4 separate regions of the Homo sapiens genome follow, and all the other regions are linked to region 4. A link is a contact called in ENCODE Hi-C data. All regions are on one chromosome and are shown on one strand. The core of a region is the stretch at or near the end of the contact, and the rest is flanking DNA. Distances in the headings are between cores, read along the strand shown. Region 1 holds the start of ZNF37A (zinc finger protein 37A). Region 2 holds the start of ERCC6 (ERCC excision repair 6, chromatin remodeling factor). Region 3 holds the start of ZNF33A (zinc finger protein 33A). Region 4 holds the start of ZNF32 (zinc finger protein 32).

Region 1 (2,975 bases), core at 111-2,610, 5.6 Mb before region 4:
AAATGCATCTCAACCCTTGAATAATTTGATTCTTTTACATGGATGGTACTAAATGCTTTTCCAGCATGGGAACAAGTGGGATTATCATCAGTGGTGGTAAAGAAGGGAATAGAAATGGAGAAAAATGCTTCTTTTTTGGTCAGTGGACATTTATTTTTTATTTTTATTTTAACTTAAACTTCAATAGCTTTTGGAGTACAAGTGGTTTTTGGTTATGGATGAATTATAAAGTGGTGGATTCTGAGATTTTAGTGCACCTGTCACCTGAGTAGTGTACACTGTACCTAATGTATAGTTTTTTTTTTTTCATTTTTGAGATGGAGTTTTGCTCTTGTTGCCCAAGCTGAAGTGCAATGGCGCGATTTCAGCTCACTACAACCTCCACCTCTCGAGTTCAAGGGATTCCCCTGCCTCAGCCTCCCAAATAGCTGGGACTGCAGGTGTGTGCCACCACGCCCAGCTAATTTTGTAGTTTTAGTGGAGACGGGGTTTCACCGTGTTACCTAGGCTGGTCTTGAACTCCTGACTTCGTGATCCACCCGCCTCCGCCTCCCAAAGTGCTGAGACTACAGGCGTGAGCCACCGCGCCTGGCCATGTGTAGTTTTTTTAACCTCCGGCCTCCTTCCTACCAGCCCCTTCTGAGTCTCTAAAGTCCATTATATCACTCTGTATGCCTCTGCGTACTCATAGCTTAGCTCCCACTTATAAGTGAGAACCTACGGTTTTTGGTTTTCCACTCCTGTATTACCTCTGCCTGTGAACTTTAAAAAGTTATCGTGATCAAGAGATCCTGCATACTCCTGAAGAATGGAAAATGCATGTTTGCCATGCAAGATGGTATTACGTGGTTTAACAAATAAAATTTGAAGAGCAATTCCGAGTTATCTTTACGACAGCTTACAGGCTGGTAATGCTCATGTCCAGCGTGTTTTCTCACGGTTAGCGTCCAATGGACCAGAAAGGAGCAAGTGAAGCTCTCCACACTGGCGCAAGTGTAGGTGGTGCTGCGGCAGCGTCGCGGGGCCACAGGAACCGACCTCGTCTGGAGAAATTCCACTCGTGAATTCTGCCAAATGAGGAAGTGTTGAGGACGGCCAAATCATCAGGGGGATGTAATTCATGAGAAAGCTGTGTAATTTAAATACTCATAATTTATTTCAGCTAACGAATAAAACTGCAGTACTGCACTTGCCGCATCTGGGAACTAACTGCCCAATGCGGCTGAAACCTCATGCCCTTTCAAAAGGAGTGGCGCGAGGGCTTGTGGGAAATGTAGTCTGCACTTTCTAAGGGAGCGGCGCGAGGGCTTGTGGGAAATGAAGCGTGCACTTTCTAAGGGAGCGGCGCGAGGACTTGTGGGAGATGTAGTGTGCACTTTTCGGCCCCCGTCGCGGGAGCCGCTTCGGGCCTTCTGGGCATGTCTGCCATATGGCTCCAGGTTTGTTTTTCTCCCCGGCACTCTGACGGGGAGGGCTCCCGGCATCTCCTGGCGTCCGGGTAGAGGACGCGGAGGGTGAGTAAGGGAGGGCAGGGGCGAGGGTGGACTGGGGGTTCCGCGCGGCCTGGGGGTGGGAGAGAGGGAACGCCTTTGCCGCCTGGCCTGGGTCCGAATCCTGCCTCGGTTCTTGTGCTCCCAAAGGGAATGCGCAAGTCCCGCGCCTGTGACAAGTGAGGTTGGATTTTCTCTTCCCTGAGGTGAAGGATGCCCGGAGGCCTCCGCAGGACGGCGCAGAAACGGGCCTTCTGCCCAATAGATGCGCGCTTCTCTCATTCTTTCCCCTCAGAATCTCGCTGTCCTCACAACCACCTGTGGTCGGCGTCGCCGCGGTGTCACTGCGATGCCGAGGCGAATGGGGTGGGGGGAAGCGCCCGCGGGGCGGGGAGGGACCCTGCAGGCGCGGACTCCACACCCAGCCTCTGGCCAGCGTCACTCGGCTTGCTGTGTCCTCGCAGGTCGCAGCTTCATTGCCTGATGTCTTCGGGAAGTATTTTGAAGTCATCGTGGCTGTGGATTGGGGAATTTCTTGTTTCCACTGACCTGTGAGGCCGCGCACGCGGAGGGAGGCACCCCAGGCCCTCCGGCACTGTCCAGCCTCGCCTGTGTCCCCATTAGCACCAGTGGGCATTTTCAGAGGGTCCAGCTCATGGCTCAAGTGACAGGAAGATGTAGGAGCTTTCTGTCTTGAATGAGGATTCGAACCAAAGGGCTTAGGCCCAGCTGTCTTGGAGCAAAGCAGCTGTTGTGGGGTAAGAAGGGAAGGGTGGGGGGCGAGGGCCCAGGGGCCCTCCTAGGAGGACACCCAACCCGTTGGGCTGACACCTCACTAGAGATCTAGAGCACGGGTGGGAGGAGCAGAGGCTCGATTTGTGTCCTTTCCAGACCCCCACAGGCTGGGAGCTTTGTGCCCATTCAGATGTGGGGGCAGAAGAGGGCAAGGCCGAAGGAGCAGACAGCACCGCTTCTTGGGGAGTTGTGAAGGCATCATGCGGAGGGAAGAGCTTAGCAGCCAAGTGGAGGACAGCACCCTCCATGCCTGGATTCGTTACTCGCTCGTTCTAGATGCTGAGCTGCTGGCGCACTGCAGCACAACTAGAGATGTACGGATGCCCCCATCTTGATCTTACAGAATCAGAGGTACAGCCGCGAGAAAGGTCTGTAAGTTATCTATTTACGCTTTATTTAAAAGATGGGATGGGGTGGGGTGGACAGGAAACGAGCTTAACGTGTTAAGTTACTGATGACATTGACACATTTTGTTGTGGCAGAGTCAAGAACAGACAGAGTCGCTTGAGGACTCAGGAGGGTGTTTGCTGCGTTGACAACAGAGTAAGTAAAAATCAGTTTGCTTTTTTAAATCCAAAGATTGTTTTGAGAACCTCAAATCAAGTTAGAGCAAGTTCGTTTTCCTTCCAAAAAAACTGGGCTGGGCTGGGCACGGTGGTTCACGCCAGTAATCCCAGCACTTTGGGAGGC
Region 2 (2,969 bases), core at 291-2,790, 5.9 Mb after region 4:
CTGACAAAATGAGAGAAACCAAATTGAAATTGTGGAGGTAGATGTGGGGTCAAGGAGGCCTCTCTGATAAAGTGACATCTGATAAGTCAGTCAGGTCGAAAGTAAAGTGAACGTCTTGCAAGGAAACAACGTGTGAAATTTTTTTTTTTTTTGAGACGGAATTTCGCTCCGGTTGCCCAGGCTGGAGTGCAACCTCCGCCAGGCTCCGCCAGGCTCACTGCAACCTCCGCCTTCCGGGTTCAAGCGATTCTCCTGCCTTGGCCTCCCGATTAGCTGGGATTACAGGCATATGCCATCATGCCCGGCTAATTTTTCGTATTTAGTAAAGACAGGGTTTCACCACGTTGGTAAGGCTGGTCTCGAACTCCTGACCTCGGGTGATCCACCCACCTCGGCCTCCCAACAACGTGCGTAACTTTTAAGACTAGAAAGAGCTGATGCACTTGTGAAAATGCAAGAAGGCTGGAACACCGAATTTTTGACTTTATTTTTAACTTTGAGTTAAGAAGAGCAGAGAAGGGCTCCGTTCATGGCCTAAGTCTTGCAGAGTATCTTCTAAGGCTTAATCATCTGGGACACTAGTATCTTCACCGTCCTCCCCCATCACTGGGGCTCCCGCAGCCAGGGGCAAGCTGGGTCTCATTTGGAGGGTTGGTCGGACACAGGCACAGTTCTGAGAGGGGACAGGCAAGGGCCAAATCACACAAGGCCTGGGAAAACACGAGCATGGATTCCACTCCCAGTGCAATGGAATGACTCTGAAAACTGTTAAGTAGGCTGATGATGGCATGACCTACTTTATGCCAGAGACCACCTGGACAACTGTGCGGATAATGGATTGGAGGAGACAAAGCAACAAGAAGATGATGGGAAAAGTTGAGGAGAAAAGCGAGGGCTGCCTGTCACAGGATGACAGCAGTTAAGACGCTGCGTGGAAGTCACGTAACAGCAGCATTTACAGGCGGCCTGCCTCATCCGCCCACACTCTTATCAATTTGACTCTATCAACGCCCAAAACGTCGGACGTACATCTAGCCCGACTCTCTTTAAAATAACAGCTCCAGCATTTTAATCGAGATCAAAAAGGACCCAGCTGACCCTGCGCGCAGGGGGCCTTATACAAAGTCGGAGAAGTAGCTGGGTCGCTGGCCGGCCAGGGACTCAAGCCGCCTCAGGTGAGCGCTCCTTGGCGCTACTTCCGGTCTCAGGTGAGGCCGCCGGAAGCGGGCACTTGGCCCTAAGACCCGCTACAGTGCGTCCTCGCTGACAGGCTCAATCACCACGGCGAGGCCAAGGCGCGGGGCCGCGGCCCGCCCGAGAAGCCTGAGCTGGGCCCCGACACCCCCTGCCCGACATTCGGCCGGGACCCCCGAACACTCACCCAGGGCCGCGCGAGCGCCCACAAGGAAACAGAGACGCTACCGCCGCCAGCCGCCTTGGAACCCAGCTCGACGGGCCGTGGCGCCTGCGCCCTCAGCTCAACCATAGACACCGCCCCCAACAGCGACTCCGACTTCTGCTGGTGCGGGGAGGCCCGTGGCGCATGCGCCTGGCTCAGCGTTTGTTTTTAAGCACGGGCAAGACCACGTGGTTTGGAGGGACGGGCTCAGCAGCGCCTTTCTACTTGCGTGCGAGCAGGGCGAGAAAGCTGTCTCCGCTGCCGGTCAGCTGGGTGGCTTGCGAAGGACGCTTCGCCCCTAGCGAAAAATACCCTGCTGGCAAGGCAGTTATGAAAGTTAAGACATATTTCCACGTAGAGGGGGATGCGGGTGTGCCATGCGAATGTAAATCCTCACAATTAACCTTGAACCCTGCAGAGAAAGTCAGCTTGGGCAGGGAAGTTAGCCGCACTTTTTGGTCGCCAGGCTGTGACCTCTCTTGTTGTCTCCCACGACTGAACACGGGAAGGATGGAGAGCTGTCCTGCTTCTCTGTTCCCCCTCCGCCACGCGCGCACCTGGGCGGAGTGAGTGCCTACAGAGCCTGCTTACATGTGTACATTGCCTTAAGTCCAGCGTTTAGTATCCGTCCTCAGATCTCAGAGGTAGGCGGGGTTTCGAGGCAGGCGAGAATTTTACCGTGGTGCGTTTGAAGAAAGAAGATGTCCACACAGAGGTTCAGAACAATGGGAGGAAGTTGAGCTTCGCCTGGGGAAAGAAGCAGCCCACGATGCAGGATGGCTGTACCAGACAGAGCTTCTCAGCTCAGGATCGGTGCTAGGAGAAGGTGGACTTTCCAGGGCCGCGAGGCAGGACGTCCTCTGGGAGGGCAGTGACTGCGGGTCACTGCCTGGGAAGTGCTGTCCTCACTTGGAAGCCTGAAGTCGGACAATAGGGAAATGGGGTCGGAAAGGGGACTAGGAAATGCTCCATAACATCATCTTATTCCTCCTGTCAGCGGCCCCAACCCACAATGTAACTTGTTTTTGTTGGTGGTAGTGGGTTTTTTTGTTTGTTTTGTTTTTGTTTTTGTTTTTGAGACGGAGTTTTGCTCTTGTCGCCCAGGATGGAGTACAATGGCACGATGTGGGCTCACTGCAACCTCCTCCTCCCAGGTTCAAGCGATTCTCCTGCCTCAGCCTGCCGGGTAGCTGGGATTACAGGCGCCTGCCACCATGCCCAGCTAATTTTTGTGTTTTTAGTAGAGACGGGGTTTCGTCATGTTAGCCAAGCTGTCCGCGAACTCCTGACCTCAGGTGATCCACCCGCCTCGGCCTCCTAGAGTTCTGGGATTACAGGTGTGAGCCACCACGCCCGGCTTGTAACTTGCTTTTTTTTTTTTTTAAAGGAGAAAGAATTCTAGCGATTTCTTGGATAAAATATTAAGAATAGAAAGGCAGTTGATTGACATTAGTTTCAATGCTTGAAAGTAAAAGCAGATATATAGTGGATCCCAACTTTTGAGACTGAGGTTCCCTTTGCAGCTATTTTGGAGACCCTTCCTATATCAGAATTTGGACAGGAAAAAATG
Region 3 (2,885 bases), core at 74-2,573, 5.6 Mb before region 4:
TTTGGCATCACATCCCTTGTTGTTTTTTTTGAGACAAGGTCTCACTTTGTCACCCATGCTGGAGTGCAGTGGTGCCATGATGGCTTACTGCAGCCCGGGGCTCAAGTGATCCTCCAACCTCAGCCTCCTGAGTAGCTGGGATCACAGGTGCCTGCCTACATGCCAGGCTAATTGTTATTTTTAGTTTTTTGTAGAGATGGGGGTCCCACTATAGTGCCCAGGCTGGTCTTGAACTCCAAGGATCAAGTGGTCCTCCTGCCTCCGCCTCCCAAAGTGCTGGGGTTACAGGTGTGGGCCACTGTGCCTGGTCCACTTGTCAATTTTCAAAAATTTTTACTCTTTTAGTGGTTTAAATGTTTAAGTATTGTATACATGTGAGATTTTATCATGTGTGATCTATGTATATCTCTACATTCCAAATTGCTCGGAATGACATGCTCTTTGGAATACTCCATTCTTTCCCTCACTGTTTTGAAATGCTGTATCTACTACACATTAAAGAATACTCTTAAGCTGTCTTATTTCCATGGAGCAGGTGCCAAACTACTTTGAATAGAGCAATATTATATAGATAGATGTAGATAGATACAGATATTCCTTAGGCATTTTTTTCCTGCTTTTTAAAATGTATACTGGCTGTTCATTTGGGTTTTTACTTATTCTAGATAAAGTTGAGAATGCTTTTGTGAAGTACAGAATACACTAAAGATCAAAGAGAAAAAATACATAACAAAAATTTGTTGATATTCTTTTAGGAATTTTGTCTTCCTAAGAAAGGTACAGATAGACTAAAAGTATTTCCATTTAGTCAAGCAATTTTAATGTCACAGAGGAAATCATACGTGACATTTATTTTCTTCTTTCAGATTATGTCTAGTTCCTTACTGAGCTACAATTTCCGTTTATTGCTTTAACCATTTTGATGAAGTAGCTTTCCGGCCGCACCTTCCCCTTTTTTCCCCCGCTCCCAAAGAACCGCTGATAGCATGAAAGTCTTTTAAACTGTATGGACGAGATCTATTTCCTAACATTTAAACGGAAAATGACACGCAGCGGTCCTTTCCTTGAGCGTCTGCGTCTAAACTGCCCACAGACCTCCCCCGCAGTATATCCCTTTGGAGTGCCCCGGGGAAAGCCAGGGCTGCAGGCAGTTCCAGCACCAACTCAGACCGCATCTGCCCACTGCCTAGCGGGGCACTTCTCTACCAATCCGAAGGGCTGCTCGCCCGGCCTCACGGGAAAGGTAGTTTCCAGGTAGGGCGCCAACAGCATCAAGCTGTGCGCGTGGGCTCTGCGCATGCCTCGTCCGCCGGCTACGTCTGCGTTTCCGCCTTTCCTTTTGTTTTTCTCAGGTTTTGCGTGGGAGGCGGTCCCGGGATTTCAAGGGTCTACGCGCTTTTCTATGGCGAATGCAACCCGACGAGGGAGTGGGGTAAGCCCCAGTGGGTTGGGCAGGGAGAGAGAGGGAGCCCCGCGCGACTCCTGGGGCGGGCGGCAGGGGGCCGGTACCAAGTGGTGGGGAGGAGGCCCGGGGACCTCATAGGGGAAGGCGGGGACGGCGGGGCTGCAGCGTGTGGGCCACGACGCTAGGCCGGTTCCTCAAAGGCGCGGCCTCTGTACGGAGCAGGGTACGCAGCGTGTGTCGCCCCATTTGTGGGGGCCGCGGAGGAGGGCATGTGCGCTTGCGCAGTCCGCGCGCTGAGCCTTGCGGGAGGGGCAGTTCTCTTGTCTAGCCTGTGCGCGTGTGCTAGGGCGCCGCGGTACGTGGGCGGGGAAAGGCGGGTGCAGTCGCCCGCCAGACCGGCAGACTCGGTTGCACGTATTGCATTCATCCTCTTTAGGTTCCGAACTGACCTCCAGTCAGGTCCATCACTGCATCTTGGTATTTGCTGTTCCTCTGTCCTGACTTGATCTTGCACTCAGGAAAGATCTTCAAGAATTACCTAATTTTGGCCTGGCGCGGTGGCTCTCGCCTGTAATCCCAGCACTTTGGGAGGCCGAGGCGGGTGGATCACCTGAGGTCAGAAATTCGAGACCAGCCTGACCAACATGGTGAAACCCCGTCTCTACTAAAAATACGAAAAGTAGCCGGGCGTGGTGGCGCATGCCTGTAATCCCAGCTACTGAGGCGGAAAATTGCTTGAACCCGGGAGGCGGAGGTTACAGGTAGCCAAGATCGCACTATTGCACTCCAGACTGGGCAACAAGAGCGAAACTCCGTCTCAAAAAAAAACAAAAACAAAGAATTACCTAATTTTGCCTCATTTGTTAGAAGAAAAAGATTTTTTTTGTTTTTTTGTTTGTTAAGGTCACTGACTTGTTCAGGATCACAGTTAGTAGGGAAGACTAAGTCACATCTCCTGACCCCTAAGCCAGTACTGTCTACTTTTCCACACACATCAAAGCAAGTTTAAAATATCCCTTTGAGAAATAGCAACAAAGTTAGATGAAGAAATTAAAACTGATTTTTTCTTTGAAGCACTGCCGCTTATGGCTTTCTGTGGAGTCACTCACCAGAGGTTAAGTAACATTACTGGGAAAATAGATAGCTTAGTCCTATTTTTTACAATGGTTTTAGTGTTAATGTTCCTTCATTAAATATATTGTTAACTTGTTTGGCCAATATTGTCATTATACTTTTTTTTGTGAACACCGAGGGAGATTGAAATCCTTAGGAAGCAAATATTTACTTTCACCCGGTAAAAAATCTTGTGCCCAAGAGCTACATAATTATGTTGGAGTTATTCTTTCACCATTTCTACCGCCTATTCCGAAGTGTTCTTCCACCATTTCTACCCCCTATTCCAAAGTGTCAGAGGACATTGATACTCTCCCAGAGGAAGCATTTTACCTAGTGGGTGTGTATGGCTTCTTAGGGCGGAAGA
Region 4 (2,700 bases), core at 60-2,559:
CTGGTTCTTCTTGACAACTGCACATTCTGCTACATGCTGTGATGACCAGGAGAATCATTTAAATTTTTATTTGGAGGACTCACTTCCAACTTGGAACACAAGCTGCAAAGGAATTCCCTACCAGCATGCCAGCACATCATTTGGAAGTTCAAGGTATTCTTGCTCAACAGCTGCACACACATTAAAAGTCCCTGGGGTACATGGCGCCTGCTGCCTGGGGTTGGACTCTGTCGCCGGGGATTCCAGAAATTAGAGTAGAATTCACAGCTCTGCCTCTCCACCTGCTGTGAGGTCTTCAAGTTACAACTCCGCCGCCTATCAGGGACCTCCGTGATTAGTAAGGGAGAAATTGTCATATTTTTCTCCCTAGATCACAGGTCTGAGGAAGCAGTTTCCCCAAGATTTTGTAAAAGTGGCTTTATAATTAAAAACATTGATTTTCCTATTAGAAAGGCTACTATATCCTTTGGAAAAAGCTTAGAAGTAGTCCGTGAGTCTTGGCTTCTTGCCGTGGCTCCCCCAGGATATGATCTTGGGCGAGTAACCCAGCAGCCCTGACTCTGCTTCCCCACTTATTAAACAGGTTACTAACACTGTCCTATCAGGTAGGACAATGAGAAGGAAAGAACCAAACAAGAGGAGTATCAGACGAGACCACCAGACTTAAGATCTAAAATCCGGCGTCCTCTGGAGGGCGGATGAGAAGAGGGGTACACTTGGCGGTCTGGAAAATGTCCTGGGGCCAGTTTCAGGTTTAGGAGCTTGTGGGTAGCGTGGTTTCCCACACGCTGCCTGGCTTCCTACTCTCCCCCGCAGGGGCTGCCTCTCCTCCCACCCCGGAAGGCCGGCACCGGCTTCCCGCACTCGCTGAAGCCCGCACGGAGGCCGGGTGAGCCTGCCGCGGCCTCCCCCTCCCACGCCCCGACGCCATGGGCCCTGCTCCTCTCCGCAGACGCTGCCCTCCCGCCTCAGGCCCCGGGCCCCGGGCACCGGGCCCGCCCTGCGTCCTGAACCTCGGCATCCCGCTCTCCGGTCCACGGGACCCTGCTCTGCGGACCGCCGACCTCTCCGCTCGCGGCTGGCCTCCCTCGGGGCCCGGGCCGGCCAGGCCTGCTCATTTCCTTGGCGGCCGCTGGCATAAGGCGGCCACACGGAGGGCCCGGGACAGCGGTCTGATGGCGCAGCCCCGCCTTGCCCCGGCGCTCTGACCCGGCCAGCGGCCTCACTCACCGCAGCGGCGCGTGCCCGCAGACAAAGGCCGGCGCCGAGCCCGCAGCAGCGCCAGCGCCGGCGCCGGCGGAATGGACTACAACTCCCAGGAGTCTCCCCGCGAGCCCGCCCGCCGGGCCGTGGGTCTCGGCGGCCCCGGCTTCCCAAGAGCTCTGTGGGAAATGTAGTTCTCTGGCGCGCCCTGCGCTCGGGCCCCGCAGGTCCCTAGGGCGCGGGGACCTCAAGCCGTCCCGTTTGGACTGGTAATCCGGAGACTCACAGCGGTGACCTGTCAGCGGACGCGGAGCCGGGACGGAGCCACGGCCGCTCAGATTAGCAGGATCTGATTGACAGCATCGGGGTAGCAGACGCTGAGCCAGGGACTCAGGAATACAGGGTTCTTGCAGGGCGTCGCGGAAGGAAACGAAGTTTTTGGGAGAAATCCGTTTGATAAAGCCTTGGCGGCTTCGAGGTCATGTGTTGAGCCTCTGGCTGCATGAACAAAAGCGAAGCCCGCTTTCATGGAGCTTCTGTGAAGAGCAACAGGAACACAGGCAGTCCAGTCGTCCTGAGATACTGGGAGGAGCATGGTTGCTTTTGAACACGTAGGAGATAAAGCCTCTCTAATAATGCCTGTTTTTTTTTTTCCTTCACTCTGTCTCCCAGGCTTGAGTGCAGTGGCACGGTGTCGCCTCACTGCAACCTCCGCCTTCTGGGCTCAAGTGATTCTCCTGCCCCAGCCTCCCAAGTAGCTGGGACTACAGGTCTGTGCCACCATGCCTGGCTAATTTTTTTGTATTTTTAGTAGAGATGAAGGTTTTACCATGTTGGCCAGGCTGTCTGATATGCCTTAAGCCTCTTTTAAACGCACTTTTCCAGGATCGGGGCCACATCCTGGAGCTGTTCTGCCTGGCCGGGTGTATCTCTGGGTCCCTGCCTCTGGAGCCCCTCTCCGTAGATGTGTCTGTCCATCCTCTTTCGTGAAGGACTAATAAAGAATGCTTCCTCTTGCTATGTTCTTGTTCTCTACCCCAAAGCCACAGATTTGTTAAATCAAACAACTTAATTTCACTCAATATGCAAAGGTGTCTGTAAGTAATAAGTTGATTCCTAAATGTTAGCTTTTACTATTGCACATCATTTCTGAATTTCATTCAACATTTATCCGTTGAATCCATTTTAAGTGCTGACACTGGGGATACGAATGTGAGCAAGACACACTCCGTGCTCCTAGGGAGGAGCTGACAGTCTGGTGGAGCAAACAAACACCACCTTCCTCACATGGGGGTCGGGGTGTTGCACAGCTAAGTCCCAGAGTGTGTGGTGCAAACTGTCCTGAAGCTCCCCATTCCTGAACTGCCCCAGGTGGCTCCTCTCCTCACTCCTCCCAAGTCTGAGAAAGGGGTGGAGGGCGGCACACAGCAAAGGCCAAGGCTCAGAGTCCTAAGGCTGCGGCCTCTGCTTCACACAAGGGTACATAGGTTCTGTTAA

The links. Hi-C counts contacts between places; a loop is a spot of excess contacts on that map. Pooled maps may share reads with other maps.
Region 1: a map of CD8-positive, alpha-beta T cell shows a loop between it and region 4 (6-fold over the local background). The contact joins the promoter of ZNF37A here to the promoter of ZNF32 in region 4. A Hi-C loop is called at or near these places in 3 of 168 maps with a recorded cell type or tissue (CD4-positive, alpha-beta T cell, CD8-positive, alpha-beta T cell and naive thymus-derived CD4-positive, alpha-beta T cell), 1 of 37 single-sample maps with no recorded cell type and 10 of 50 pooled maps.
Region 2: a map of CD4-positive, alpha-beta T cell shows a loop between it and region 4 (17-fold over the local background). The contact joins the promoter of ERCC6 here to the promoter of ZNF32 in region 4. A Hi-C loop is called at or near these places in 2 of 168 maps with a recorded cell type or tissue (CD4-positive, alpha-beta T cell and naive thymus-derived CD4-positive, alpha-beta T cell) and 4 of 50 pooled maps.
Region 3: a map of CD8-positive, alpha-beta T cell shows a loop between it and region 4 (7-fold over the local background). The contact joins the promoter of ZNF33A here to the promoter of ZNF32 in region 4. A Hi-C loop is called at or near these places in 2 of 168 maps with a recorded cell type or tissue (CD8-positive, alpha-beta T cell and naive thymus-derived CD4-positive, alpha-beta T cell) and 8 of 50 pooled maps.

What each region holds. Positions count from the first base shown.
Region 1 is chr10:38,092,977-38,095,951 of GRCh38, forward strand. It overlaps ZNF37A (zinc finger protein 37A), which reads left to right and starts at 1,361. Exons shown (of 8, transcript NM_001324250.3): 1 at 1,361-1,514; 2 at 1,955-2,248; 3 at 2,562-2,653; 4 at 2,768-2,828. RefSeq lists an enhancer at 1,315-1,504.
Region 2 is chr10:49,537,581-49,540,549 of GRCh38, forward strand. ERCC6 (ERCC excision repair 6, chromatin remodeling factor) reads right to left here and starts at 1,541. Exons shown (of 21, transcript NM_000124.4): 1 at 1,382-1,541. RefSeq lists silencers at 50-238, 1,184-1,473 and enhancers at 1,894-1,953, 1,984-2,223.
Region 3 is chr10:38,009,352-38,012,236 of GRCh38, forward strand. It overlaps ZNF33A (zinc finger protein 33A), which reads left to right and starts at 1,324. Exons shown (of 5, transcript NM_006954.2): 1 at 1,324-1,432. RefSeq lists an enhancer at 1,847-2,026.
Region 4 is chr10:43,647,572-43,650,271 of GRCh38, forward strand. ZNF32 (zinc finger protein 32) reads right to left here and starts at 1,310. Exons shown (of 3, transcript NM_006973.3): 1 at 1,231-1,310. The region is part of intron 1 of ZNF32-AS3 (ZNF32 antisense RNA 3); the gene reads left to right. It overlaps ZNF32-AS2 (ZNF32 antisense RNA 2), which reads left to right. Exons shown (of 3, transcript NR_047558.1): 3 at 1-448. RefSeq lists a silencer at 816-1,335.